Regions from separate parts of the Homo sapiens genome. Here region 1 is linked to region 2. A link is a loop called in an ENCODE intact Hi-C map of the cell type or tissue named here. Cell type or tissue: endothelial cell of umbilical vein. All regions are shown on one strand. Links, peaks and the distances in the headings refer to the core of each region. The heading gives the core; the rest is flanking DNA. Region 1 holds the start of TEX36 (testis expressed 36). Region 2 holds the start of LOC124902522 (a long non-coding RNA gene).

Region 1 (15,171 bases), core at 2,734-10,733, 130 kb after region 2:
ATTTTTCATTGTGTCTATTTGATTCTTCTCTCTTTTCTTCTTTATTAGTCTAGCTAGTGGTCTATTTTATTAATGTTTTCAAAAAAACCACCTCCTAGATTCATTGATTTTTTTTGAAATGTTTTTTGTATCTCTATCTCCTTCAGTTTCGCTCTGATCTTGGTTATTTCTTGTCTTCTGCTAGCTTTGGGGTTCATTTGCTCTTAGTTCTCTAGTTCTTTTAGTTGTGATGTTAGTGTGTCAATTTGAGATCTTTCTAGCTTTTTGATGTGGGCATTTGGTGCTATAAGTTTCCTTCTTAACACTGCTGTAGCTGTGTCCCAGAGATTCTGGTACATTGTCTCTTTGTTCTCATTGATTTCAAAGAACTACTTGATTTCTGCCTTAATTTCATTATTTTTCCAGGAGTCATTCAAGAGCAGATTGTTCAAATTCCATGTAGTTGTGTGGTTTTGAGTGAGTTTCTTAATCTTGAGTTATAATTTGACTGCACTGTGGTCTGAGAGACAGTTTGTTATTATTTCACTTCTTTTGCATTTGCCGAGGAGTGTTTTACTTCCCATCATGTGATCAGTTTCAGAGTAAATGCCATGTGGCACCAAGAAGAATGTATATTCTGTTCTTTTTGGATGGAGACTTCTGTAGGTATCTATCAGTTCCCCTTGATCCAGAGCTGAGTTTGAGTCTTCAGTATTCTTGTTAATTTTCTGTCTCAATGATCTAACATTGACAGTGGGGTGTAAAAGTCTCCCACTATTATTGTGGGGAGTCTAAGTCTCTTTGTAGTTCTCTAAGAACTTGTTTTATGAATCTGAGTGCTCCTATATTGGGTGCATATATATTTAGGATAGTTAGCTCTTCTTGTTGAATTGATCCCTTTACCATTATTCAATGCCCTTCTCTGTCTTTTCTGATCTTTATTGGTTTAAAGTGTGTTTTGTCCAGAAACTAGGCTCACAACCCCTGTTTTTTTCTGATTTCCATTTGTTTGGTAAATTTTCCTTCATCTCTTTATTTTGAGGCTATGTGTGTCTTTGCACGTGAGATGGGTCTCTTGAATACAGCACACCAGTGGGTCTTGACTCTTTATCCAGCTGTCCATTCTGTGTCTTTTAATTGAGGCATTTAGCCCATTTACATTTAAGGTTAATGTTATCTATGAATATGATCCTGTCATCATGATGTTAGCTGGTTATTTTTGCAGACTTGTTGATGTAGTTTCTTCATAGTGTCATTGGTCTTTGTACTTCAGTGGCTGGTAATGGTTTTTCCTTTCTATATTGAGTGCTTCCTTCAGGAGCTCTTGCAAGGTAGGCCTGGTGGTGGCAAATTCCCTCAGCATTTGCTTGTCTGAAAAGGATTTTATTTTTCCTTCACTTATGAAGCTTAGTTTAGCCAGATATGAAATTCTGAGTTGGAAATTTTTTGCTTTAAGAATGTTGAGGCTGGGCACTGGCTTATGCCTGTAATCCCAGCACTTTGGAAGGCCAAGGTGTGCTGATCACTTGAGGTCAGGAGTTCAAGACCAGCCTGGTCAACATGGTGAAACCCCGTCTCTGCTATAAATACAAAATTAGCTGGGCATCGTGTCAGGTGCCTGTAATCCCAGCTACTAAGGAGGCTGAGGCAGGAGAATCAATGGAACCCAGGAGGTGGAGGTGGCAGTGAGCCAAGATCACACTATTGCACTCCAGCCTGGGCGACGAGAGAGAGACTCTCTCTCAAAAAAAAAAAAAAAAAAAAAAAGGTTGAATATTGACCCCCAGTCTCTTCTGGCTTGTAGGGTTTCTGCTGAAAGGTCTGCCCTTAGTCTGATGGGTTTCCATTTGTAAGTGACCTGGCCTTTCTTTCTGGCTGACCTTAACATTTTTTCCTTCATTTCCACGTTGGAGAATCTGATGATTATGTGTCTTGGGGTTGATCTTCTTGTGGAATATCTTACTGGGGCTCTCTGTGTTTCCTGAATTTGAATGTTGACCTGTCTTTTTAGGTTGGGGAAGTTCTGGATGATATCCTGAAGTACGTTTTCCAACTTGGTTCTGTTCTCTCTGTCTCTTTCAGTTACCCCAATCAGTCATAGGTTTGGTCTTATTACATAATCCCATATTTCTCAGAGGTTTTGTTCATTCCTTTTCATTCATTTTTCTCTATTCTTGTCTGCCTGTCTTATTTCAGCAAGACAGTCTTCAAGCTCTGAAATTCTTTCCTCTTCTTGGTCTATTTAATTATTGATACTTGTGGTTGCATTGTGACGTTTTCATGTTGAGTTTTTCAGCTCCATCAGATCATTTATGTTCCTCTCTAAACTGGTTATTCTGATTAACAGCTCCTGTTATGTTTTATCATGGTTCTTAGCTTCTTTGCATTGAGTTAGAACATGCTCCTTTAGCTCAGTGAAGTTTGTTATTACTCACCTTCTGAAGCCTACCTCTGTGAATTCATCCATCTCAGCTTCTGCCCAGTTCTGTGCCCTTGCTGGAGAGGTGTTGCCATCATTTAGAGGATAAAAGGCACTCTGACTTTTTGAGTTTTCAGCATTTTTTCATTAATTCTTTCTCCTTTTTGTGAGTTTTTCTAGCTTCAATCTTTGAGGCTGCTGACCTTTGGATGGAATTTTTACAGGGACTTTTTTGTTGATGCTATTGTTTTTGTTGCATTCTGTTTGTCTTTCCTTTAACAGTCAGGCCCATCTTCCACAGGACTGCTGCAGTTTGCTGGAGGTCCATTCCAGACCCTATTTGCCTGGGTCCCTCTGGCACCTGGAATTACCACCAGTGGAGGCTGCAGAACAGCAAAGGTGGCAGCCTGCTCCTTCATTTGGGATCTCTGTCCCAGAGGGACACTGACCTGATACCAGCAGGAACACTCCTGTGTAACTTGACTGAGGGGTCTCACCCAGTCAGGAGGCATGGGAACCAGGGCCCTGCTTAACGAAGCACTCTGGCTGCCCCTTGGCAAAGTGGGTGCATTGAGCTGGGGGAATCTCCGCTCATCCAGATTGCCCAGGTTCCTTAGAGCCAGCAGGGGAGAAGACTAAGTCTGCTGATCCAGGGAGACCATAGCCACCCCTCCCCACAGGGGTTCAGTCCCAGGGAGACAAGAGTTCTGTCCTTAAACCCCTGGCTGGAGTTGCTGAAATTCATGCAGGGAGTCCTCATCCAGTGAAGAGGGATGGACCAGAGTCCAGCTTAAACAGGCAGTCTGGCCACGATCTGCCACAGCTGCTATGCTGTGCTGTGGGAAATTCCTCCTGGGTCCACATGGTCCAGTCTCTCCAGCACCAGCAGGGTAAAAATGGCAGACTGGAGCTACAGCAATGGTGGCCACTCCTCCCCCTGGGAGCTCAGTTGTCTTAGCAGGCAGCCACAGTGATGACAGCTGCCCCTCTCCTGGGGAGTTCAGTCGTCTTAGGCAGCAGGCACCCACGGTGATGATGGCCACCCCTCCCCCCAGGAACTCGGTAGTCTTAGGCAGTCCCCACCAAGTGGCTGCTGAGAATCTGCACAGCTCTGTGCTTGGGACCTAAGGCCCTGGTGGTGTGGGCTCATGAGGGGGATCTCCTGATCCATGGGTTGCACAGATCTATGGATAAAGCATGGTTTCCAGGGCAGGGCAAGATGATCACTCACCACCCTTCTTGGCTGGGGGTGGGAACTCAACCCCATGTGGCTCCCAGGTGGGCAGACACACCACCCTACTTTTCCTCACTCTCTGTGGGTCATGCCAACCACCTAGTCAGTCTCTGACAGAATCAGGATACCTCAGTTGCCAGTGCAGGATTCACTCACCATTTTCATTCTTCTCAGTAGGAACCTCCAACCACAGCTGTTTCTAGTTGGCCATCTTGGCCCCTCCCCACTAATTTTATCCCAATTTCTTCATTGACCCAGGGGTCATTCAGGAGCATGTTGTTTAATTCCTATGTATTTGCATAGTTTCCAAAGTTCCTCCTGGTATTGATTTCTAGTTTTATTCTACTGTGGTCTGAGAAGATATGTAATGACTTTAATTTTTTTAAACTGCTGAGACTTGTTTTGTGGCCTGACATATGGTCTATCCTGGAGAATGTTCCATAGGCTGATGAAAAGAATGTATATTCTCCAGTTGTTTGATAGAATGAACTGTAAATGTCTGTTGGGTCCATTTGGCCTAAAGTTCAGTTTAAATCCAGTGTTTCTTGGTTGAGTTACTGTCTAGATTGTCTGTCTAATGCTGGGAGTAGGGAATTGAAGACTTCCACTATTATTGCATTGCAGTCCATTTCTTTGGATCTAATAATATTTGCCTTATGAATCTGGGTGCTCCAGTGTTGGATAGCCATATATTTAGAACTGTTATATCCTCTTGCTGGATTGATCCATTTATCATTATATAATGACCTTCTTTGTATTTTTTTTACTGTTCTTGACTTACAGACTGTTTTATCTAAGTACAGCTACTGTTGTGCACTTTTGTTTTCCATTTGCATGGAATATCTTTTTATCATGACTTTATTTTCAGTCTATCTATATGTCTTTACTGGCAAAGTGAGTTTCTTGTAAGCAGCATATAGTTGGATCTTTTTTTTTTTAAATTCCATTCAGCCAGCCATTCTGTATCTTGTAAATGGATAATTTAAGGTTTCTGTTCAAAGTTATTATTGATATGTGAGGCTTTGTTCCTATCATGTTATTAAATTGTTTTCTTGTTGTTTACATCTTCTTTCTTCCTTTCTTTTTATCTTACTGCTTGTCATTGTGGTTCGGTGGATTTCTGTAGTGGTACAATTTGAATCCTTTCTCTTCCTCCTTTGTGTGATTGTTCTACGAGTGAGTTTTATACTTTTGTATGTTTTCATGATGGTAAATATTGTCCTTTCACTTCCAGGGATCCCTTGAGTATTTCTCAAAAGGTCAATCTAATGGTAAAAAAGTCCTTCCCTCAGCATTTGCTTGTCTGGGAAAGACTGTATTTCTCCTTCAGTTGTAAAGGAGAGCTTTGCTAGAAATAGCATTCTTGACTGGCAGTTTTTTCTTTCAGCATTTTGAATATATCATCCTATTGTCTTATGACCTGTAAGGTTTCTGCTGAGAAACCTATTGTTAGTCTGACGGAGTTTCCTTTATTGATGACTAATGCTTTTCCCTTGCTTTTTTAAAAAATTTGTTCTGTATCTTTGACTTTAGATAGTCTGACTATAACATTTCATGGAGAAGACCTTTTTGTATTGTATCTGCCTGGGGACTGTTGAATTTCTTGTACCAGAATGTCTAGATCTCTTTCTGGACTTGGGAAGTTTTTATCTATTATTGTGTTAAATAGGTTTTCTAATCTTTTCTTTGTCTCTTTTCTCTGGAGGATCCTGATAACTTAAATGTTTGATCACTTTATGTTATCCAAAATGTAACAAAGAGTTTGCTCATACTTTTCAATTCTTTTTTATTTATTTTTGTCTGACTGGATTATTTCAAAAGACCTGTCTTCAAGTTCTGAGATTCTTCTTCCTGATCAAGTCTATTGTTGAAATTTTCAAATGTATTTTGTATTTCCTTCCATGAGTTCTTCAATTTCAGAATTTCTATTTGGTTCTTTTCTTTTCTAAATATCTTTCTCCTTGGAAAATTTCTCATTCATATCCTGAATTATTTTTCTGATTTCTTTGTATTATTTTTCAGCCTTCTCTTGTATCTCACTGAGCTTCTTTAAAATGAATTTTTTTTTCTTTTTTCTTTTGAGACATAGTCTCACTCTATTGCCGAGGCTGAAGTGCAGTGGTGCGATCTTGGCTCACTGCAACCTCCGCCACCCAGACTCAATTGATCCTCCTGCCTCAGCCTCCTGAGTAGCTGGGATTACAGGCATGCACCATCATGCCCAGCTAATTTTTGTATTGTTAGTAGAGATGGGGTTTCACCATGTTGGCCAGGCTGGTCTTCAACTCCTGACCTCAAATAATCTGCCCACCTCGGCCTCCCAAAGTGCTGGGATTACAGGCATGAGCCACTGCACCCAGCCCCTAAAATGAATATTTTCAATTCTTTATCTGGTATTTGGGAAATTTCTTTTTGATTAAGATCTATTGCTGGTGAATTATTTTGTCTCTTGGAAGTGTATTTCCTTGCTTTTTCATGTTTATTCTGTCCTTACATTGCTATCTGCACATCTGGTGTAACAGTCTCTTCTTCCTATTTTTAAATTTACTTTTATAAGGGAGGACATTTTCCTGAAGATGTTTCCATGGTGTCAGTTGGATAGAGTACTTTGGCTTTGATTCTGCATGCATGTAGTCATGCAGGCTTTATATGATTTCTTTGTCTGTAACCACAATTAGTGGTACCTGTGATTTCCTCAGTGTGTTAGGGTGTGGTTAACAGTAGAGGCTGTGATGAAGTTGTGCTGGGGACTGAGATGCCAGGTAGGTCAGTCTTCAGGCCCCATTGGTGGCAGCAGTTGGCTGAGCATGTCTATCTTTGTGCCTCAGAGTAGTATAAGCTGGCACCTGTTTTGGCAGTTCTTGGTGGGCCAATTCTTGGGCCTCCCGGTGGCTTGCTTTGATACTAGTAGTGGCAGCAATGAACGAGGCAGGTGGGTGGGTTCTCAGGCCCCTAGGCAGCTGGTGTGGCATGGGTGATGGCAGTAGCAGTGGCAGGATAATTTTTTGGGTCCTGAGTGGTGTGCATTGATGTTGGCAGTGGTTGCGATGGGCTGGGCAGGCCAGTCTCTAGGACTGCAGGTGGTGCTTGCACATGGGGGCCAGCTGAGATGGTAGTGGCCAGGAGTTTAGGCCCAATCTGAGTTCCCTGGGAGGAGTGTACTCAAGGTGGTAGATGGGTTGGGCAAGCTCAAGGACGTGAGGCTCTGTGTTCTGTCATGGAAGAGGAGGCAAAGCCCGGCTGGGTGGGCTTGCGCTCAGGCCCCCAAAATATGACAGCAGGCACCAGCCATCGTGAGCAGGAGCAGGCCCCAGGTGGAGTGCTCAGCTGAGAGGTGGTAGCAGCTGTGCTGAGGCCCTGTCACTGGAGGGAGGGGTTGTCTTTGGTGGCCACAGTCTGGGCTGGTGCATGGGGAACACACATCCCTCTCATGCTCCAGTCCTGCCAGGGTTTGCCCTCCAACCTTGGCAGCAGTAGCCCATGTCTAGCTTGCTCCCCTTGGCTCTGGCTACAGGAGCACCCCCCCCGCCCCCGCCAAGCTGACAACTTAGTTCCAGTGTCAATTTGTGCCTCGCTCACACCCCAGTCTCCTGGCAGTGCTCACTACCCAGCACCAGCAGCTGCAGCTGCAGCCCGTGCCTCAGTTGCTTCTTAGCCTCAACTGTGGAAGTGCTCTCAGCTCACTCCTCAGTCCCAGTAGCAACAGCCCAAGTTTCCATAATGCCTCAGTCCAGATGCTTCTGGGGCCCAGGAGAGCGTGCAGTCTGTCAAAAGATAGATTTGAAAATGGCACCTTGCTATAGCAGCCTGGGTCTCAGAAAGGAACCCAGCATGACCTTCCTCCCTAGAGGAGTTCCATCCCACAGTTTCCGGGAGACTCTCTCTGTTAGTTTCAGGGAGAGAAGGGTCGAGAAGTTCTCCATGGCCAGAGTTACACATTTCTACAGTGGGCATGTGGGCTGCCGGAAGTCTCTCACTTACTCACTTACCCTTTCCCCATGTTGGGAAGTCACTCCTGGCTCCCAGCCGATCCCGGCCAGGCAGGCTGCCTTTTTCCTTTCTCTTTCCCCACGTACGGTGTTTCCTGTCACTTCTCTGTTGAATTCCAGCGTTCTCTCTTGGATAACATATTTGAAGTGTGACTGCCTGTACACTATTTTGGTTCTTCTAAGTGGGATAGGCGGGCACGCAATGCTTCTAGTCAGCCATCTTGACGCCCCTCCTCTGCCTTATTATTTTACGGTAGCTTTGGGTTGCTTTCTTCTCTGCTTCCTGTCGCACTCCCCAACCCCAGATAACAATATTAGCAACCAAGCACTCATATGATCACATACAAACACCTATGCCTGTGAGAAGACTTACACTGCTTTACAAAAATCAGATTATATCATACATACTGCTTTGCACCTTGCTTTCCTCTCTTAATATATTCTAGAAATGTGTTCAAAGTCAACCTATATCTTTCTCATTCATTCTATCTTCTATTTTTAAAATGTTTTCCAAAGAAATATTTTTAGAGGTAAATATAAATAATACAAAGGGTCTTCGGGTTCTGAACCTTTTCCTTCACCCTTCCTCCAGTCTGACTGAGTCAACACTTCCCTCTCGGAAGTTGTGGAAAATCAGGCTGGGGGTTGGGGGAGGCTGTTCTAACATCAAGAATGATGTCTCTCACCAGTTAAATGACAACTGAGTTGGGTTCATTTGTATTCAGCAGGTCTGTAGACTAAATCACTGTAAAAAATGGCTCTAGCGTTTTAATTTCGCTCTTTTAAAATATATATTTAATGGCTATAACATGATAGCTGTGAAATAAACCCTTCTGTTAGATATTGTAACCGTGAAATACAGCTTTTTAACAAGTTGGCGGTGAAATTTTTGCTTCGTTCAGTCACTCAATGACTGAAATATTAAATAGGAAGGGGCAAGTGTGTGGAAAAAGTCTTTCCTACCTGGCAATAGCTAGATTGCAACCAGCAAGGTCAACTGCAAAATGACTGTCACCTCTAATGTGGCAATTACGGTCCTCCCAAATGGGCTGCAGCTGACTCAAAGCCAATAATTTCTTTAATTTTTCCCTCCTCGTCTACAAGTTACTTTGGGAAACTTCATGATCAGCACTATTCTTTTTATGCTCTTAGGTGCTGACAGCAGAAAGGATTTTTGCCAAAGGCCCAAGCCAAGCTTTGGGGAACAGTGCCTTTCTCCCTAAAACCCAGGGACTGGGCTACGTTTCTGGGGTCTTGATAGAAGGATAAAATAAAATTTCTTCCTATGAAATGTTGATTCTCGCTTTCCCCCTTACCACAGAATTCAGGTTCTTCATTCACAGCAGCCATGTGGTTGGTTAAAAAAAACACCTCCTCAGACACCCTTTTAGCTAAATTGGCCATGTGACACAGTGAGATGGAAGCAGAGGTCTAGGGAGCAGGCTCCAGGGAAGGCAGGAAAGTATTGTTTTCCTGATAAAAAGGGGCAGACTTAGGTGACAGGCGCCTTCCATCTTTTTGTCCTTTGACCTTCCTCTTATTTCCCTGCCTGAGTTGTGGATTCACTGTTTGGAGCTGGAGTCATCCCACACTAAGGATGGCAAAACAGAATGCTGAAAAGGGAGCTGCTGATGACTCCCTTGAGCAGCTGTACTAGCCTGGGATGGCCAACTTCTAGGTTTCATTGTTACTTAAGAAATATAAATCCCTATTTGGTTAAGACACTGTAGTCACTTTAGTCAGCCTTCTATAAAATTCAGGCTAACAATTGTAACTGATACATAGGTAATAGCTAGAGGGAAAGCTACTTAATCTGAGCAACTTACATTTTTCTTTTCATGGGAACTTAGCTTTATGGAGTTGACATTATCTCTCATTTTACTTTGGCTGCCAGGGAACTCAGAGTCAAATGTGGTGCCCAAATATCTACCATATAATCCTGGAAATATACCTAATATTATGTCTATGTTATATGTGTTCTCAGACTCAGCCTCTTCTCTTTCTAAAGTATTTATAAAACTAGTTATAACTTTCTATTTGATTTATACTGTATTATTTTATTGTGTACATTTTCCATGCTTTAAATTTTTGTGGAATGAAACAAGGTATACATTTGTGTGTATACACGTATATGTACACATACATACAAAGTGTATATATGTTAAGTGGTTTCTATGTGCTCACTCATTGTACTGAGCACTTGTTAATGAGTCGTGAATCCCCCACCATGGTCTTCTACCCTTGGTACATTATGCTCCCATTTTACAGACAAAGAAACTGAGACTTAGAAAGACTAAGCTGCTTAGCCAAGGTTGTATCCAAGTGGGTAGATCAGTTTTTTAAAGCCTTCAGACCCAAATTTGCTGAAGTGTTTTCTGTTTTTCTTTGAAACAAATTAAAATTTTAACAATTTTTTACCTGTTGCTACCCTAAAAGAAGTCGACGTCAGGTTTTTCTCTGATTATGTTTCTCATTGCGAGTCTACTGCTGTGATTTCCCCTTAACATTCTTTTTGTGAATGAATTGTAGAAATCAGAAATGGGAAAGGCTTGAGGCTTGTCGGCCATGAAATATACATGTTGAAGAGCAAAGGAGAGAAGTGCTTGGCCGACAAGGCTAAGACCTCACACTTAGGAGTGACCCAAATGTTTCCTGAAGATGGTAGAAGAGTGAAAAATCCCACAGGCTCTGTAAGTGACATCAGAAGAGCAAGAGTTGGGGGAGAGCGTGAAGCTGGAAAGGGAAAGTTTTCAAGTGATGAAGATGAGTAAATGATGCATTCCTGGACTCTTCTCATTTCATAGGCCGGAGGGGCTAAAGGAATTGGATTGGGAGCCAACAAGAATTTGTTTAGAGGTTTCTAGTATAATATAATTACTTCAACACATATGTATTGAGTGCCTTCTATGCTCCAGATCCTGTTCTAGGCACTGGGGATACATCAGTGAATAAAATAGACAAAAATCCCAGCTCCATGGAGCTTATATTCTAGCAAGGGGAGAAAAATAACATAGATAAGAGAATAAGTTCTGTAGTATGTTAGAAAATAGATGTTAAGGAAGAAAGAAAAAGTAGAGCAGGAATGACTGCTTAGTGGACATTCACGAGGTTCCAGTGTGCTGAGCATTTTACATGCATTATTTCATTCAATCTTTGCAAGAGTGTTAGAGGATTCCCATGTCACAGATGAAGAAACTGAGGTTGAGTAAAGTGAAGTGATTTGTCAAAGGTCATGCTTCAGTAATAGTAGAAGCAGGATTGGAACTCCTCAGACTGTTGACCACACCCACGTGGCATGAGAAAGGCACCAGGGGCCACCATCTTCCTTACCCATCTCCCATCCTTGTCTGAAGGTGGGTTGAAGCGTCGCCCTTTGGTCATTCTCTCCAGGAAGCTGAATGTGGCTGAGATTGGCTCCCTCACCTCTCCATAAGCTCTACATGTCTGGGAAGCTGCTTCCTAAACTTCATAAGCTCTACACGTCTGGGAAGCTCCTCCTCCTCCTTGTTCCTGATCTTTACTTCTCAGCCTCTTCCAGGAGGGGAAGGTGCGGGTGCCCATTGTTGTCATGGAATGGGAACTCACCCATCACAATGGGCAAAGGAGTCTTCTAAACCCTCGGAGGATTCTTGCCACTGGTTCCTTGCAGCTGTGACTCCCCAGGGTAAGAGGCAAAGAGCCACCAGGTCCCAGCTGAGGAAGCCCTGTGGTCAGCTCAGACAGGTAAGGACAAGATGATTTGGGGGTAATGGCAAACATTTTGTACCCTCTCAATTTTTGAACCAATAATGTTTGAGTTGCATGTCCCCCTGGCAACTGTATGTTCCAACCTGTTAGTTTTCAGAGAAGTAAGTTGAGTCCCAGGCTGGGGGTGACCTTGTCTGCATCAGTGGCACTGCTGCACCCAGGACCCACGCTGCCTACCATCTCCTTCTGTGGCAGCCTCTGTGTCTCAGCTCGGACCCAACCTCAGGACTCACTCACAGCCACTCTTACCTGCCTGGCACAGCATTGAGACCATGAGGAAGTAACACTCATGAATAATTATTATATGCCAAGTGCTGTGCTAAACTAAACATTCACCTGTTTTTATTTTTTCTCCACGACAACCTTCAACATTTACAAATAGGAAACAAGGGACATACAGCAATGGATGGGATGCCACAAGTCCCAGCAAGGTCATGGGCCAGCTCCAGAGCTCATGAGCCTTGCCAAGGGCCACCTGGCATCCCCAGGGCTGCAAAGGCTGCTCGTGAAATCTGGCGTTTCTCTCGGGGCCTGGACACACACGTCCTGCCTCCCTTCTACTCAGTAAGGTGTTTTCTGCTTTTCTTTCTTTCTTTTTTTTTTTAATGTTGTGTCTTGCCAATTCTCTTGGCTACTCCGTGTGAATACGAGAGTAAACACATGCAGGACAACCTGTCCAGCTGCTCTCTCACTCAGAAATTGTGTCCTCCACCCTTTCCTCCTCCAGTCACCCTCCTAGGTTTTCCAAGGAGAGTTGCTGTAGTAGTGATAGAGGACCTTATCCACTGCCAGCACTGAAGGGCCAGAGGTGGCCCTTAGATGTGACACCGGAGATGCACAGGTCCTCTTGCACTATGATGCCAAAAGCCACATGGTAAGGAGAGGAGGAAAAGGTGGTGGGCCACCTCTTTTGGTGTTGCAGAGCTGCTGTACCAGGCAATACTGTTGTGTGTGGAGTAAACCCTTCCAGGATTTCTGCTACCTGCTGACAAACCCAGTGCAACAGACACTATTTTTCACCTTTACCAGGCATTGCCCACTGCTCTCCAAAGCCCAGGTGTAAAGAAATACTCCCAGCAGCAGCAGTGCAAGGGAGTTCTGTCGTCTCACAGCCTTGCCAAGACGCACTATATTGATTACGAACAAATTTGACTGGGACAGGAAACCCGAACTAACAGGGGCTTAAACATGATAGACATTTATTCTCTCTGCGTAGTGAAGTCCAGAGGGAAGTAGTCCAGGCTCGATATGGTGGCTCTGCTGTTCAGGATTCTCAGAGATGAGGCTCCCTCCCACCTACCACCACTCACCAGCTCCAGGGGGCAGCTGTCATCACTTGGCCCCAGATGGCATCTGCGTTCCAGGCAGCAGAATGCAGAAAGGGAAGTAGAGGGGAAAGGGCGTGTCCCCATGGATCATATTGGGCCAACCCCAGTTGGCTCAGCTGCTTCCTCCTAAGGAAGTTTCCTGGCAGCTGCCATACAACACTTCCTCTCGTGGGCCAGGACTTCAACCACATAGTCAGGCCTCACTGTAAAGGGAGCTGCAAAGTAGGCATTGTCCTGGTGGGATGATTGCCCAGCCGAAAGTTTAATTACCATGGAAGAGACAGAGAAGCAAAATCAAAGGACAGCCTGAAGGTTCTGCCACCCCAGCGGGTGTTCTCTTATCTTTAATTTGATCATTTAATTCCCCAAATTCTAACAAGAATAAGCCTAACTTCATTCCAATTAGCCTGGCCAGGGCAGGGGGAGGGTGCAGAAGACGATGCACAGTGCTGTCTACTTCTCAGCATTGTGCTCACATAGCACCTTATAAATACTCTGCAAACTCTAACGTACTTTGCAAAACTAAGGAAGAACACATGAAAGGCACGTCAATGTTTACTAAGTACTTTTATATTCATTGTTTTATATAACTTTCACGACAACCCTAAGACGTGTGCTGGTTATCTTTCTTTTGTGTGTACCCCTCTCCCAGTCATTCTCCATCTATTCCCTGTTCTGCAGTCTGGAGTCTAAGCTGTAAAGGCTGTATCCCCTATTCCCCTATGCTTTGGCTCTTTTTGCTTTTGAATTTATTATTATTATTTTTTGAGACAGAGTTTCACTCTTGATGCCCAGGCTGGAGTGCAATGACACGGTCTCAGCTCACTGCAACCTCCGCCTCCTGGGTTCAAGCGATTCTCCTGCCTAAGCCTCCCAAGTGGCTGGGATTACAGGCACCAACCACCACACCTGGCTAATTTTTGTATTTTTAGTAGAGACAGGGTTTCACCATGTTGGCCAGGCTGGTCTCGAACTCCTGACCTCAGGTGATGCGCCCCCATCTCGGCTTCCCACAGTGCTGGGATTACAGGCGTGAGCCACTGCGCCCAGCCCATGCTTTGGCTCTGGTTGGATTCATCCCATAGGAAATAGCAGTGGGAATCAGAAGGGCAGAAGGAGATAGACAGTGTTGTGCTCATAAATGGTTCACAACCAGCTCTCCAGAGGAAACGCAGCCTGATTTGTAGTGGCATCTGCCAATTTCCATGCATAAATACTTCCACCATGGTGGATTTCAAGCTACTGACATCACTGAACATGGAATTGGGAAGAGATGTACATAACACATTCTGATACATCACAGGTTCAAAGTACTGGCCCCCCAGGCTCTATCCCTACCAGGCCAGAATTTGGAAGGGGCTGTATTTGTCTACTTATGTCCATAGCTCCTGCCGGGCAGCCCCTTCCCCACAGCCACAGTTCTCCCCGCTCACAGTGCCCTCTCCCTACCCCTTTGGCCCAGGGATAGACAGGCTTCCTGCTCTTGCTGGTCCCAGGAAGCTGCACCATTCCTTGTCAGTTCCTGTAACCCTGCCCACATCTCTGAGAGGAGACCCTTCATTACAGTCTCGTCTGTCACTGGTTTCACTGCAGGGATGCGGACTGAAGCCGAAGCAGGTGTTAGTAATTGTCGTACCTACAGACGAGGAAACCGAGCCTCCATGAAGTGAAGTGACTCACCCACAGTCACACAGCTAATATATGCCAGAGCCCACAGCAGAACCCAGACGTACTGAGGCCAAGTTCCATGCCAGCATAAAACAGGTTTTGTTTTAATGCACTTGCTTGACGCTGTTAAATTATTGAGCAGTGATTTTATAAGAGGATTCCTTTTAATTCCCTTTCCTTAACCTGCACAAAACAGGGCCTGCTGAAATGCCTAGCGCTTCAACAAGGTGAGCTCTTGTAGGCCAGGGGCCAAATGACGGACATCATGTGCCACCAACACCACACAGATGAAGGCGGTGGGCCAGGGCAGAGTTCTGGTTCTCCTGCATCCTAAGATGAAAGCTAAAGTCAGAAAGGAGGGAGGAAGACAATGACGACATTTAAAACCTAAAAACAGCGGCCATTTCCAACTCAGTATTTCACACACATTCACTTTGTCTCAACCAATAGAGCAGAAAATCTCTTAGAACTGAAACTTCATTTTCAAATATGTTTCGCATCTCCTCTGTATTTAGTCTTATGCTCTGTTAAACAAGGTATATGACCGCTGGTTAACATATGTTCCAATTTTCTCCTTTTGAATGATTGTTTAAAATTCTAACAAATTTGTCCAGGAAAATCAAAACTGAACAAAGAAACCTGGCCAGAAAAAATGAAATTCTACTTCTCTTCAGCTAGGATTTATTTCTCAGCCACAGATTGGAGTAGGGATGCTCATGGTGGCTGTTATTATTTTCAGAGGTTTAAACTACTGGGCTGTACTTTGTGACCCACCATTCTGAAAACAAGTCCTGTAGCACCAAGGGT
Region 2 (15,171 bases), core at 3,323-11,322:
TGTCCTCAACACACAAGGCACCTTTTCAAAGGAACTCATACGCACACCTCTGGAAATGCAAGCATCACCCTTTCCTAAGGGTCCCCACCTCTGCACTGGAGACATCGTGCTTTCTAAGAATGAGGCAGTTTTGTTTTAAGTACTGACTCTGGAGAGTGTGGGGGGTTTTTGTCCCCTCTCTGTATCTGTTCCCCCCTAAATCAGCCTGGCCAAGCTAATAGGAAACCTCGGCTTATAACGCCCTGTGCCCCTCCTGCCCCATGGAGCTCCAGGACAGTTCACCCCAGAGAGATGTGGGCTGTCTTCAGCTCCCAGGGCCTGGCTGTGCACCTCCTGCTGCAGATGGTCTCATCCCTAGCAGGGCTGCACCCAGGAGGAAGAGGGGGAGCTGTGCCCCAGGGTTCTCTCATCCTGAACAGCTCTGTTTGGATGGCGGAAGAGCCATCGTGAGAGTGCCACAATCTCTTCTGGCTGGTATTTCTTAAACATCTTCACATCTGTCCAGTTCCCCGCTCCCCAGCCTGGAAACCTGGAATCCTGCTGAGTGGTGTCTGGTCCCCACTTCTCCCCACGCCAGTCCGCAGCCACAGGACTCTTGCTAGCCATGCTCCTCTCCTGCTAACGGCCCATCCATAGCATCAGCCGCAAACCTGAAGGCTCCCCACACTCGGTGGGGTCTTTGCTCCTCCTTCCGCCTTGCACCCGGCTGCTCCGTCTCACAGGTATGAGGGTGTCCTTCTGAAAGGCAGTAGTAGGATATTATTAGTACGAATACAGGAGTACCATGCCACCTGCATTGCTCAAGCCAGACTGGGCCTTCCTAGGACAGGCCGTGACATGCTGTTCCCTGTGACTAGGACACTGTTCCTTCACTCTTCTTCACCCAGCCACAGCCAACACACCTTAGGCAACAGCTCCTCCAGGAAGCCTACCTGACCACTCTCATCCCATCCCTGCCCCAAGTTGTCCACATAGGGAACCCCTCCTTTGTGCCAACACCTGTTGGCTGTCTCCAGTGTGCTGGGCACCGGGGATGCAAAGGCACACAAGACATGGCCCCTGCCTGCAGGGAGCACACAGTCTACTGCCCAGGAGCCAGATATGGGAGAAAACAGGACGGTCCTGCTTCCAGAGCTTTCTGTGCCTGTGCTGTCTCTCTGTGTTGTTTTTTTAGTCTCTCCCACTGTGCACTCGTGGCACCCTGGGGAGGGTCTTAGCCCTGTTTGTATCCTTACACCGAGCACCATTTCTAGTATAAATTACCCTATGCCCTCGATGAACGCACAAGGGCTGAATCAACAAATGGGCTTAACTGTGGGTTCCCTGCAGGTTAGTGCCACCATTGTCCTCTTTAAGAGGTTGCTGCTGTCCCTGTCATGCATATGTGTTGAAAGAAGAAATCCCTTATTTAGAGTTCCCTGAGCAAATGCTCTGGGGAGAAACCAAGGGGGGCTGTCTTCTGAATAGATGCCTGTTGAAATACATGCCTTCTGCTAGTGAGCACTTTTCTTGCAAACTTGAGTCTTAGGTTAGGTTCCTTCAAGACAAGAATTCCTGTGCAAGAGATTTGTGAAGGAAATGCTCCTGGGACACAGGTGGGAGTGGGGGCAGGGAAAGGGAAGAAGCCACACCAGGGTGCAATTTTAGGAAAGCTCTTGGCCTCAGCCTGCTCCTGTGGGGAGCCTGAAGCATGAGTTACACCTCAGTCTTGAGGCTAGCACTGGGTATCATTGTCCTGCACCCAGTTATTGGCTCTGAGCCCCAGGGAAACACAATCTGTCAGGCCTTTTGGGCTCCTGGACCTGTGGGCAAAGTGATTTTAGTAGCCCTTGAACGGGCCTCCAAAGGGGCCACAGGTACAGGGGTGGGCAGGAGAGACAACAGCTGGGGGCCTGAGAGGGGTACAACAGTGTCCTCTACAGCTTGTGGGGACAAGACCAAAGAGCCCTGGGGGTAAGGGAGCCCCTTTTTCTATTTTACTTCAGGGTCTGCGTTTAACTGACAATCACTCAGCAGGAGCCTGGTCTGCAGCTGTGTCCTCCTGCTTGGATGATGCAAAATAATGCCCCGGGCATGGCCTAAAACCCAAAGGTGGGGCTCTTTTGTCCAGTGCTAAGAGAGACTCGACTCTCAGCTTCAAGTTCTTTGCTGAGGTGAACATTATTTATCATGCTGTATTGGGTGGGAGCAGACAGTAACCCTGTACCTCATCTTGAAGGACAGAGAAAGATCTTTCTCAAGATCAAAGCATGTCCCTCAGATGTCTGGCAAATGAGTGGAGATTATAAATGAGAAGGTAGCCGACCAGGCACAGTGGCTCATGCCTGTAATCCTAGCACTTTGGGAGGCCGAGGCCGTTGGATCACCCAAGGTCAGGAGTTCGAGACCAGCCTGGCAAACATGGCAAAACCCCATCTCTACTAAAAATAGAAAAAATTAGCCAGGTATGGTTGCATGTGCCTGTAATCCCAGCTACTCAAGAGGCTGAGGGAGGAGAATCCCTTGAACCTAGGAGGTGGAGGTTGCAATAAGCCAAGACTGTGCCATTGCACTCCAGCCTGGGCAAAAGAACAAGACTTGTTTTTTTAAAAAAAAAAAAAAAAAGCAGGTAGCCAAGGATGCCTCAGGAGCTGAGTGCGGAGAGATCAGAACATGTGTTCCATCTTTGTCATGAGTTTATTTCTAGAAAAAGATTATTGTTTAAAACAATCATTAAAAGCTATCATAGATGCCATGGCCAAAATATTTTCGTAGGACATACTGTTACCACCTCACTGCCTACTGCCTCCAATTCTTAGGCGTAATTTTTTTTTTTTCAGAGAAATGAAAACTAATGTTAGAAAGAAGCACTTGGGGAACGATACCACTTAACTGATTTTATAATTGTTTACAGCAGACGCTGCCTTGGTGGAAAGTTTGGAGGGGAAAAGGGAGCCTCCCAAGGTCTTTATAAAAGGTAGCAGCGCCCCCTGACACAGAGCAGAAGGGGAACCACAATGAAGAGCATCAAACTCAGGAGGAAAAAAGGGTGGCTGGAGAGGGTGAGGGGAGGCAGAGAATGCATAAAAAGATATTATTCCCACTACTGCTGATTACAGAGATCAACCAAATCCTCCCACGCCGGAAAGAACAAAGTACTCATTTTTTAGCAACCCAAGAACAGAAGAAGGGGATATTGGCGGAACCTCTTCATATTAAAGACCAATTAAGTTATTAGGCAATTTCAGAGAAGTTCCAACAGAACAGAGCCTTTCTCTTACATTGCAAAATACCTCTGAGCCCTATATGAAATCACAAGATACAACACGGTTGTGTTACTCGTTACTTCTTTGGCTGTTACATTCACTTATTCCTCCAACAAATATTTATCACGTAATCTCCATGTGCAAGTCATGGGAGATTTGATGGACACAAAATCCTGCAGAAGAAAGAATCTAAGATCTGGTGTTAGAAAACCTCGATTGGAATCACCACTTTGCTGCACACGTGATTTTTAACACGCCACTTAAATGCCATTTTCTGGGCCTTAGTTTTGTCATCTGTAAAATGATGATCTGATACTGCTTCACAGAGTATGGGAAGCATCTCTGTAAGTGCTAAAGTCCTTTCAAAGGTCAGTTGCTGTTATTTTTTGAGTCTCCTAGCAGGATGGGGTGACCGCACTCCTGGTTTACCTATAACAGTCTCAGTTGCACCTGTTCTCCCAGCCCCTTTTCATTCTTAAAGGAGTCCAAGTTTGGCAAATAACTGATATGATCCCCTACTGATAGAGTCATCTGTATCGGAGAAAACCATGCAACAAGGACCAGAGTTCCAATTTTATCGTTCAGTTGCAGTGACTTTCCATACCTTACTATCTGTTCATGGAAGTTTCTCGCGGCCTAACAATACTTCGCTCTTTTTGAAGGTGCAGCCAACTCGGCTGTGAAAATTCAACGTGTGCACAGAAGTGGGTACTCTGCCGTGCATTTGCACAGAGGTTTCTCATGAAAAGAAACAATTTGTGGAACACCCGTCATGAATACAGAATTTGGGCATAAAGAAATGTTCTCCTGCATAATGGTATTCTTCAATTCACGAATGGAAATGTTATATTTCAAGGCAACAGTGTTGTGAGCCTTTACAATAAGCACAAAGCACTACCCCAGTCCGGCAATAGCTGAAAACCCGGGGGATTTTGGTGTTACCAAGTAGAACTGGGCTGCTAAATTGTGGCTGAGTGTGAGACACTGACCGTGGGTTGGATCTTGCACTTCAAGAGCCCTGTTCCCAGAGCCCTGGGCTGTGTTTCTCAATCTCACTCAGCTTGTTTCCTGACTCAGGGAGCAGGTATGATTCCTGTACCTGCCTCTTGGTACTGCTTTGAGGGTTACAAAGGCTAATGCATAGAGTATTTAACAGCACCAGAGACATGCCGATTGTCCCTAAGTTGTAGAAAGGCTTATCATTCTCCACTGTGCTGCTCCCAACAGAGCACTCTGCAATGGTTAACTTGAGGGGACCAACCCTTGCTATACCCTCTCTCCTTTGGCCTTGTTTCCAAATATTTGTAGGAGTTGTCCAGACCAAAGACTTTCACATGTGGGCAGTGAGTTGAAACCCTGTCTGTATCAGTTAGCCATTGCCACAATGATGCCGGGTAACAAACTCCCCCACAAAACTTGGTGGCTTAAAACAACAATGAAGCATTCTCAGCAATGTGTGGGGCAGCTGGCATCAACCGATCTAGGCTGAGCTATACTCCAAACTGCTCTGGTTGGGGAAACTTTGGCAGCAGCTCTACCAGTACATGGCTCTCATCCTGCTTCTGCAGCCAGGGGCCTCTCCAGGGCATGTGCTTCTGATGAAAATAGCAGGAAGCACTCGAGGGCTCATGGAAACCCTCCAGGTCGCCTAAGGTGTAGGCTCAAAACCAGTCGCTGCCACTTCTGCCCAGATATCGTTAACAAGAGCCAAGTCCAAGGTGAAAGGACAGGAGCACTCCCTTAAAAGGGTCGTGGCAAGGATGTGCTGGTAGAGAGGGGGGAAGAACTGGGGCCAGTAATTCAACCAACTGCACACTGTATCTCATCTTTTGCAGAAAAGGGATGGAACAAATTTGGAGCACCTACTTTGGGCCAGGACTCATTTAAGCTTCAAGAAACCTAGGAAGGAGGCAACTTCCCGCCATCTTATAGGTGGAGAGACTGAGGGTGAATATTGAATTGATTCACTTTTGCCACATAACAAAGCACTCCCAGAGTGTCCTAAGATCTCCATTTCTTTCACTTCCAATGCTATAGGTAAGCAGTTTGGGCTGGACGCAGATGGACGCCCTTCTGATGATCTCAGCGAGACACTACCCACTCATGGTCAGCTAGGAATCAAGTGGAGGCTGACTGGTCTCACCCACCTGTCTGGTAGTTGATGGCTACGGGCAACACGAATGGCTGAGCCATGTGCTCTCATGAACCCAGCTTCCCAGGGCAGCAAGAGAGCCAGCCCCAATGTGTGAACACTTTTTAAAGCCTTTGGTGGCTTGTTTGCTAATGTCCCAGGAGCCACGTAAGACATAAGGCCAGTGCAGAGCCAGTGTGGGAGGGGACTATCCAAGGGGCAGATAGAGGAAGTTAAACAAATTATGGCCGTTTTTGTAATCTGCAACAAGAACTCCGTTCAAGGAACACACTAAATGCATGGCAGAGCTTCCTCTTTGATCTTCTGAGCTGACAGGCATGTGGTGAGCACAGCCTCATGTGTCCCTAATGTGTTCCAGACACACTTAGCACTTCCCACACAGCCATGTAAACTGCCCGGTCCTCACCGAACTTTCTACTCCGACTGATCTTGAGAGGCACGTGTCTCAGGATTTAAATAAAAATGAACAAATAAATGTATTTATAAAGCCTTTGGAAAAACAGTGTAAATGACTTAGAAACAAAATTTATTTTCAGAGGAAGAAATCTTGTTTATGTGATTCTAGATTAATTCTCAGAAAGCATTTTTATAATGGAAGCAGGGAATTCTATAGGTCTCTGGCCTCATGTCCACAGCAGCGCATCAGTTTCTCAAGGTATTGCTGGGCTTGGTTTCCAAAGAAGTGCCAAGGAGTCACTGAGGGTGCCCAGGTCTTAGTAAGTGAGCTTTGACTCTGACTCTGTAGCTGTGTTTAAACAAATTCAGCCATTTTGTATCATATATCTGGAAAAGGGCAAAATCATTTTTCAAGTTGGAGAGGATGGAGAAGAGGGGAAATGTGTTTGGTGTTATTGCAATTAGTCACGCTTTGGAACATCCTGGGGAAAGTCGACTCTCAAGTTATTATTGACATAGTGAAGTGGAGGAGGTTAAAAAGAAGTCTGCAGGCCCCATTAATTAACCTCTCCATTATTTTTATTTCCCTGTGCATTTTTCTGATGGACAGAAGATCAAGGGGTCAAACCCTGTTAGAGCTGCAGGCATCCCGGCATTCACAAAGCCCAAGCCTCTTGCTTTCCAGAGACAAGAGGAGTTGTTGTCAGTCTTCACAATCACAGCAGGCTTTCAGGTGGGCACAGATCTTGGGCCCACAGCGTTTGTGAGGCAGGTCCCCTTCTCCACCTCATACTGTTTCTCCAAATGCTGCTCATACATTGCTAATCCTCCTCCAGGAAGCCTTCCTGGATGTATTTCTACTTCCTCTGTAACCCTCAGCCTTTCTTGGTGCCTCCTTATAGTGGATTCTGGGGCACTCTGCCCAGATCCCCTCTTTAGGACCAAAGCATACATTCCCCCAGCTGTAGCCCTCACTGGCAATTGCATTTAGCCACAGGGAATAGCCCAGCCCAAGGTCATAGCTCTTGCAGAGGCAGCCTACGGCTGGTGACTGGCTGAAGCAGGGAAACCAAGCCCAGCCTACTTCCCTCCATTTGGGGACAATGCTGAAGGGTCACCCTGGCTTCAGAGCTCCCACCGGAGCAGCTGGGCCTCTGTTGTATCTGTTGTAGATCCACTTCTCCTTCTGCCCAATCCTTACTGCCTTATGGATCCATCTCTCAAGAAACCTACATGCAGTTCTCTACCTCAGAGTCTGTTCCAGGGAACTCATCCTGGGACACTCCTTCATGGCATCCCATGTCTCATTTTATGTTTGCTAACTGGGTTCTCTGACACTGAGCTCACCCTGATATATATATTTAAAAACCAGAATGGCTAAAAAGGAGGGAAACCGCAATTGTAAAGTTGCCCACAATTTCCTCCTTCACTTTAGGTGGAGGTCAACTTTGTCTCTGGGGAAAGACTGCACGCCTGTCTATTAGAGGGTAGAAAGGACACTTCAGTGTCCTTGTGATCTTGCAGAGAAGACCCCAAGCCCACACTGGCATGGAGAGGATGAGGCCACAGTGCAATCGATCAAGCACTGTGGATTGACGCTCAAAGGCTGTCTGCACCAGGCAAGGAGGTTCCTTCTCAACCGAGATCACCATGATGCTGATGGGAAACCAGTCATGAGGGAAATGTGGGCTTCTTTCCTCCTCTGAGCTGAATCCACTGAGGGTTGGAAGAATATGATGAAAGCTGTCCCCTCGCTCCTGTGGGAACCTGGCCAGCCCTGTTGGGAGTAGTGTCTGGGCTGGACACCTAAGGAGAGCCAAAAGGGGATCCCATGAAGGCCACAACCAATGCACTCTAGATGTTTGTTCAAGAGGTGATTTAAAAATTGTCCTCAACTGCACTGTAAACCCTGATGCTACCCCCAGATCCCCATGGCCATCAGCATGGTTTGGTCTTTGCTAAACTTTGTGGAATTAAGTTTAAGTGCCCGTGTTCACACTTGGGATGTATAAGGAGAGCTCTGGCAGCCTAGATCATGACTGTGGCATGAGGGAGTGGACACACATAGCTGAAGTGCTAAGATTCAGTTCAGCTGGGCTCACCAAGCCAGTGCATTTCTTGGAGACTTTTGGAAACTCTTGGAGTGGGAGTGGGATTGAGGGTTCTGACAAAAACAGACGTCCTTAGTTGCAGGACAGCCTGGGACTTGTTGGCTGGGTACTGAAAGGAAGCTGCATCCTGGAAACCTTGGGTCTGTTGGACTCTGGTTAGTTGGGCTATTTCCTTGATTGAATGTGTAAGCGCCCTGCAAGCAGGAACCGTGCTTCATTCCTTTCTTGGGTTGTCCACAGTGCCTAGTACAGTGTTTGCACATTGTGGGGCCTGATGCAATCTTCAATTTTGGGCCCCAAACCTGTTAACAGAGAACACAATGATGCCTCAGAGAGAATGTGGCCTGGCAGGGTCCCAGAGCAAGTGAGTGGCTGGATCCCCAGCCCCCAAGGAGCATGCAGTCTCCAGCTACCTCTTACTGCTCAGGAACAATGGGTGCCCTGAGTAGAGATAGAGTCAGCTTCAACCTCCTGGGGGGAAGGATTTGGTGTGTTCCCTTCAACCAAGGATGCCCTGCTGAGCACCTAAGAGCTGGCAATTCCCAGCCCATGATCTCTGTAGTGGGCAGAGTTCTAAGATGGCCCTCAGTCTTGTGTAATTCCCTCTCATGTGTATATGATAGTACTCCTCTGATTATGCTACATGATATGGCAAAGGGATTTTGCAGCTGTGATTAAGGTTACTAATCAGTTGACCCTAAGATGGGGATATTATCTGGATGGGTCTAACACAACCAGAAAATTTTCTCTGGCTGGTGGTAGAAAGGGACATCAGCAAGAGTTAAGCAAAAAAAAAAAAAAAAAAACAGAAAACAAAACAAAACACTGTTGTTGACTTTGAAGATGCAGGGAGCCACATGTAAAAGCTGGATAGCATCCTGTAGGAGTTGAGAACAAACTTCATCCAACTGTCAGTAATGTTAGGGGGACCTCAGTCCTACAACCACAAGGAATTGAATTCTGCAACAACCTGGATAAGCTCAGAAGCTGGTTCTCCCCCCAGGGCCTCCAGCTAAGAGTCCAGCAGCTGGTACTTTGATTTCTCTTGTGATATCCTAAGCAGAGCCCAGGTGAGCCCATGATTTCTGACCTATAGAATTGTGAGATAACAAATGAGTGTTGTTTTAAACCACTGCAATTGTGAAAATTTGTTGCCTAGCAATAGAAGGCTGACATCGTCTTTGAAAGCTCTTCATAGAATGGAGCATGGACAAAGTTTGAATTCCTTTTATACTTCTCCTTAGTTGCACAACCCCTGAGTCTCAGTTTTCTCATCTACCGAGTGACAGATATAACACCCACATCTCAGAGTTGTCCCAGTGAATGCAGTCTGAGGACTTGGAGTTCAAGAACTTCCTTCCTCTCAACGTGGCTGCTCTTGGGAGAGTCATTTACCTGCTCTGCACCTTAGTTGTCTCCTCTGTGAAATGGGTCACATTAATCATTATCTTATTATTGTTCTAAAGATTGTATCAAATGAGATCATGGATGCATAAGGCATGGCACCAATGTTTGTAATTTACACCACCAGTCTGAGCACAAACCACAGACATCATACACCCAAGAACAGGCCACAAACGTCCACTTTCTGCAAACCTACCATCAAGCACCACCATTTTTGTATAGTTCAGAGCCCTCTAATTAAGAAATATATTTAATGTTTAAGGAAAACTGCCTAGATGCCATGATAACCCTTTGAATAGTGTTGTCCCTTATGCAATATTTTATTTGGTCAAAAAATAAGACATCATGGAAGATCAGAGGAGGTTCTGAGCTTTGAGCTCACTCTCAGGAGTGAGCATGACTGGCTTGGTTGTTTTGACAGGAAAGAACCTTCTCCAAACAACTCCAAGCACCAAAAAAGTTTTTGCTGTAAGAAGTTTTCAAATCATAAACTATGTTGTCATTCATCCTTTCATGCAGATCCCCTCCTGCATTGTCCCACAAGGAAAGCTCCTGATTAAGATGTAGGGGCTGTAAATCAGGAGAAGGCGCCTGCATGTTCTGCATGAGGGAGCCATATGGCTGGCTGCATCGACTGCTGGGGATGTGACCGTTGCCCATTCATTGCGCCATATCTGAGCACCAGCATCCTCTACGGTGATTCATGGGTGCCCTGATCACAGGCCCCATGTTATCTAATAGATTTCTGAAGTTTTCCACCAAGCATTTTATTTTAAATGACAGTTATTTCTATTAATGGGTGGGCCCTGTCAGTTTCCTGACCCCGGTTGGGAAGGATGTCTTTCTGTTCAAATGGCAGTCATCATTTCTGTGAAGCCATGCATGTAAAGAAGGCAGCCGGAGCAAGGCACCTCGCACAGGGCTGTCACTCAAGTTGACATCTCCATGTTGGAGCATTTTTGCAAAGTTTTCTCCATGTGACCTGCAAGTTAAAGATCAGGGGGCTCCCTTCATCCAAGCCATCCATGTGCCAATCATCCTTACCTAAAAATGAAAGTTACAAATAAGCCAGCGCTGCTATTTATACCCTCCTGCCTGGCCCATCTTCCTCCTGTCAATCTTGGTCTTTCATTATGGATACATACGCAGCACCTCTTCTCCATCAAGATCACAGATTAGCTGCTCCCGCTTCTCCACTGTTTGTTTTCCCCTTACCTTTTGTGACGTTTTATAAAATAACCATGTTCTCCTGGTCTTCAGGGTTTTTCTGTCAATAGAAGATAATTTTTTCCCTTCTCCTCTGTCCTTCCTTTCTTTCTTCCCTCCCTTCTTTCTTCCTTCGTTCCCTCTCTTTTCTTCCTCCTTTCATTATTTCCTACCTTCCATCTTCCTTTGTCCATTTTACCTCTCTTGCTCTTCCTTCCTTCCCTCCGTCCCTCCCTCCCTTCCTTCCTCCCTTCCTTCCTTCCCTCTTCTGTGTCTTCCTCATCCTCTTTCCCTTCCATTTCTTCTCGGTCCTCTTCCTTTTTCTTTGTCCCTCCTTTATTCCTCCCTTTTCCTGATATTTTCAAGCAGGAAGTTTGGAGATGGCCTGCCCTTGCCCAGCCCTTTCCTGTAGTCCTGCTTGCTGCCAGCCCCACGCAGAAGGCCCTGTCTCCCCACACATCCCCTCCCAGGCCTCTCGCCCAGCTGCCAGTCTGAACCCTGAGCCCAACTGACACCGTTCCACTCGCCGTTGACTGAGCCACCCACTTCTGAGGGATTCATTTCCCTGATAGAACTTTCTTTTCCTCTCCCCTCAGGTCGCCTTCCCCTCTCCACCTGGGGGCCTTTGCTTCAGCACCGCAGGGGATCTTTCGTAGCTCATCCAATAAAAGCCACCCTGCATAAATACCTTGTTTATTCACTCAACCAGTATTCACTGAGCACCTTCTACATGCCAGGCTCTGCAGAGGTGCTGCGGAGAGTCAGGCAGTCACAGATCCTACTCACAAGAAGCGTGATGTTTCCTAGGGAAAACAGACAGTAAGCAAATACCTACCCAAACTTATTTAATCACAACTGTGATGCGTGTCACAGAGGAAGAGTCTGTCATCAGTCATACAGGTCCTTGTGTGCCCCACTCCCCACACGGTCCCCCAGGGTGCTGATGGTCATTAGAGGTGCCTGTCCTTGAATAACGTACTCTGTGGGGTACATGGCGGGGGAAGGTTTAAGACTTCCCCACCCTGGAGGTGAGTCTGCTGGCCTGGTGATTTATGGGACCCCTCCGCTGTGCCCAGACATCTTCCGAATGCTGATGTGGATACCAGGAAACAGAACGGGAAAAGGTCCACTGTGCCCATGTGGTCCTTCCCGGGGAGCTCAGGCCTGTTTACCGGCCACGTCTGAAGTGTTTTGTACTGTCTCAAGTGTGTTCTCAAGTGTTTTGTTCTGAAGTGAAGCCTGACTGCATTTTCTCAGCCTCCTCTTCCACACGGGGACCGCTGCTTGGCAGCACATGCTCGCCAGCCATTTGCACTCACAGGGGGCAAAGCTTAACTATAGATTTTGATACACGAACGTGAGTACTGAGCTGTGAGAGCCCAGAGGTGCCTGTACAACTACAGAAAGGAGAAAAAAAAAAACACGAGAGTTTTAAAAAGGCACAAGAGCAGCGGGGAGAGGAAAGAAATTCATTTATTAACTTCATCAGCCTCACTTTTCTCATGTGCAAAATGGGGCTGCTGATTGTACAAGAGATGCTTCTAACGCATTGCACATATCATGTGCCAAACTAAATGTCAGTCTTCTTTCCCTGATATTTGCAGTTAGAAGTCCCAATGGAGAATGTGGCTGTAACTGTGGAAACTGTACAGAAGGCCTCAGCATTCGTCGGGGTGGGCTCTGGAGGCCCCCACCGCTAGGGAAATCTGTAAAAAGATCCTCAACATTCAAATAGGGTGGGGAGAAGGTCGGGGGCGCATGTGTACATTCCTTTTTCTACTTTATCCTCTACTCGGTGGCTGTCACAGTGAAAGGAGGTGCGTGGGGGTAAACTGAGGAAGCTGGGCTGAACCGGAGAGGCTGGCCGCTCTGCAGGGAGGCGGGTTTACACTTTGCAAGCCAGCCTTGATGTCTTCCACACAGATAATGGCAAACCAAGATGCACAACAACCGTCTGGACTTTTCTGTGAGGGGTTTCTCCTCGTAACTTCAGAAATGTACTATCTGTGCAAAACTGAGCAGAGGCAGACATTACTAACCTAACTGACGAGACGTCATTAGGAAATCACAATACTTTACCTGGAAGACTGGCTCAAAAACTGAAGAGTTAAAAAAAAAAAAGAAAAAGAAAAAGGAAAGCTACGATTAACTTTTAAACTCAAACAGCAACCAAAAGACAGACAATTAAATGGGGAAGCCATGCACAAATGTCACACACAGGGGAGGAGATCAAAGAAAACAGCAATCTCTGATAAAGATCAAGAGAAACGACTGGGGTTTTTATAGTATCTGCCGACAAATGGCTCAAGTGGAAAAAACACACAGTAGCTTGATTTCTCAATATGCTGCAGAATGGCCTGTGATGATACAGAGATCAAAGGCTAGCCTCGGAAACAAAATGCCACAAGAAATGGCACACTCTTTGTTTTTGTTATTATTTTGGGGGGCAATTTGTATTTCAGACCCATGACTCAAGGAGTGGGAAATTTATGAGCCAGTGTGGAGAGAGGTCAGTCAGCTGGCTGAACGGCAAGAAATAAGAATTATGCACTTAGAAATTCATTCCATTCCTTCTCGGCTTACCCCTGTGGAATAAAGAAGGTGATAAAAGACCTTTGTAAATTACTTAGTATCTCCATTAAACCTTCACAGGTCTGAGGCAACACTATGTTTTTGGAGCGTGATACTATGTAACTGTGTGTGCACATGCCAGCTGCTCCGTCATTGTCATTCCTGGCATTTTATCCTCTTCTAATGTATCCCTATCCCCTGGATTTTCTCCCTCCAAGTTTCCCTTCAACATCATCTTTTTCATCATCTAAGTCTGGTCTTCTTTGAATTGCCCATAGTGACATATCTGTGTCCACAGCACTGAAAACCATCCATCACCCTCTGTCCAAATGTGTAGACGTTTGGCAGCAGGTAAATAAAAGACCCAGAGGTGCAATTTCCTTGGTTTTCATCAGGAACTCTGGCATAATGTAGAGATACCTTGAATGAAAGCTAGCCTATATTCTTTTGATTTTCCACATGTGGTTATCGTTATATTATTATTTATTGTGACCTTCGTATAATTTACCAATCATCTAGGTAGCCATCAACAGGCATAATAATATGGTTAGTATTTGTACAAACAATTATCCTTCAAATATAAGTTGGTAGATGGATTACAAATGAATCCAAGAATATTTTGGCAAATATCCCTGGGAAGCTGTGTTGGGACTAAAGCCATGTAAAGCACAGGATTCTGGCTGGGGGATTGATGATGTGTTTGAAAAGCTTAATAAAACATTAAGATGGCTGATACTGTGGATTCCAGGAAGGCAGGTAGAGAAGTTTGCTCACATACCAGGTGACACAGAGAATATAAATGAAATCTATCAGAAATATATTTAGTAAATTTGCATCTCAACAATGGAAAATTACAACACAGAATAATGCCCTGATTTTTGTAGCATGTTAGAGGAACCTGAGAAAAATAAATGTGCCGTCTACTGTCGCGGACAATGTTCCCAACAGATGTGGTCTGTCTGGCAGGCAGCACAGAGCTGTCCTCTCCCTCTGCGATGCCAGAAGTGACCCCCGTGTAAATGTGCATTTCAGTCCAAGCTCATACAGTCTCAATCCTGAGTCTTTGGATGTTTCAGAAATCTAGATCGTTGCTGAATCTTTCTCAATGTGGCTTTAGTTAAAAAGAATTGTGTTCTTTTCTTAGTTACTTTTTTTTTTTGAGACAGAGCCTCACTTTGTTACCCAGTCTGGAGTGCAGTGGCATGATCTCAGCTCACTGCAACCTCCGCCTCCTCGGCTCAAGCCATCCTCCCACCTCAGCCTCCTGAGTAGCTGGGACTATTCCACCATCACGCCAGGCTAATTTTTGTATTTGTTGTAGAGACAGGGTTTCACCATGTTGCCCAGGCTGGTCTCAAAGTTGGAGTCAAGTAATCCACCTGCCTTGGCCTCCCGAAGTGCTGGGATTACAGGCTTGAGCCACCATGCCTGGCTCTTAATTACTTTTTATTATAGAAATTTTCAAGCATAAATTTTACTGAGTTTTGCTGAATTCTAAATTTATTTATAGGCACACCTTATTTTATTGCACTATGCTTTATCGCCCTTTGGAGATATTGCATATTTTTACCAATCAAAGGTCTTATGGCAATCCTGTGTTAAGTGAATCTATCAGTGCCATTTTCCAACAGCATGTGCTCACTTTGTCACATTTTGGTAATTCTTGAAACTTTTTCATTATGATTATACCTGTTATAGCGATCTATGATTAGTGATCTTTGCTGTTATTGTAATTTTTAGGGGGCACTGTGAACCACACCTATATAAGAGAGTAAACTTAATAGAAAAATGTTGTGTGTGTTCTGACTACTCCACCAACCAGCTGTTCCCTTGTCTCTCTCCCTCTTCTTTGGCCTCCCTATTGTCTGAGACGCAACAGTATTGAAATTAGGCCAATTAATAACCATACAGTAGCGTCTATGTTCAAATGAAAGGAAGAGCCAAATGTCTCTCACTTCAAATCAAAAGCTAGAAATGATTAAGCTTGGTCAGGAAATGCATGGCAAAAGCAAAGACAGGCTGAAAGCTAGCCCTCTTACACCAAACAGGTAGCCAAGTTGTGAATGCAAAGTGAAAGCTCTTGAGG

Evidence for each region. A loop is a pair of places that touch in the nucleus more often than their neighbours do. Peaks named below come from ENCODE experiments on the same cell type or tissue, not always from the same donor. Only the 100,000 strongest peaks of a DNase experiment are listed, where the experiment ranks them.
Region 1: a loop joins it to region 2, with 9 times the contacts of the local background. A loop is called at or near these places in 1 of 110 quality-filtered maps.

The regions. Positions count from the first base shown.
Region 1 is chr10:125,671,988-125,687,158 of GRCh38, forward strand. TEX36 (testis expressed 36) reads right to left here and starts at 11,176. Exons shown (of 4, transcript NM_001128202.3): 1 at 10,952-11,176. The coding sequence starts at 11,002. It overlaps LOC283038 (a long non-coding RNA gene), which reads left to right and starts at 11,256. Exons shown (of 5, transcript NR_033848.1): 1 at 11,256-11,344; 2 at 14,290-14,460. In endothelial cell of umbilical vein, for the core only: no CTCF peak of the experiment used is centred there; no DNase peak of the experiment used is centred there; H3K27ac peaks cover 1,238 bases.
Region 2 is chr10:125,544,246-125,559,416 of GRCh38, forward strand. LOC124902522 (a long non-coding RNA gene) reads right to left here and starts at 11,279. Exons shown (of 2, transcript XR_007062333.1): 1 at 11,203-11,279; 2 at 10,060-10,575. RefSeq lists an enhancer at 957-1,457. In endothelial cell of umbilical vein, for the core only: no CTCF peak of the experiment used is centred there; a DNase peak (open chromatin) is centred at 6,346; H3K27ac peaks cover 1,383 bases.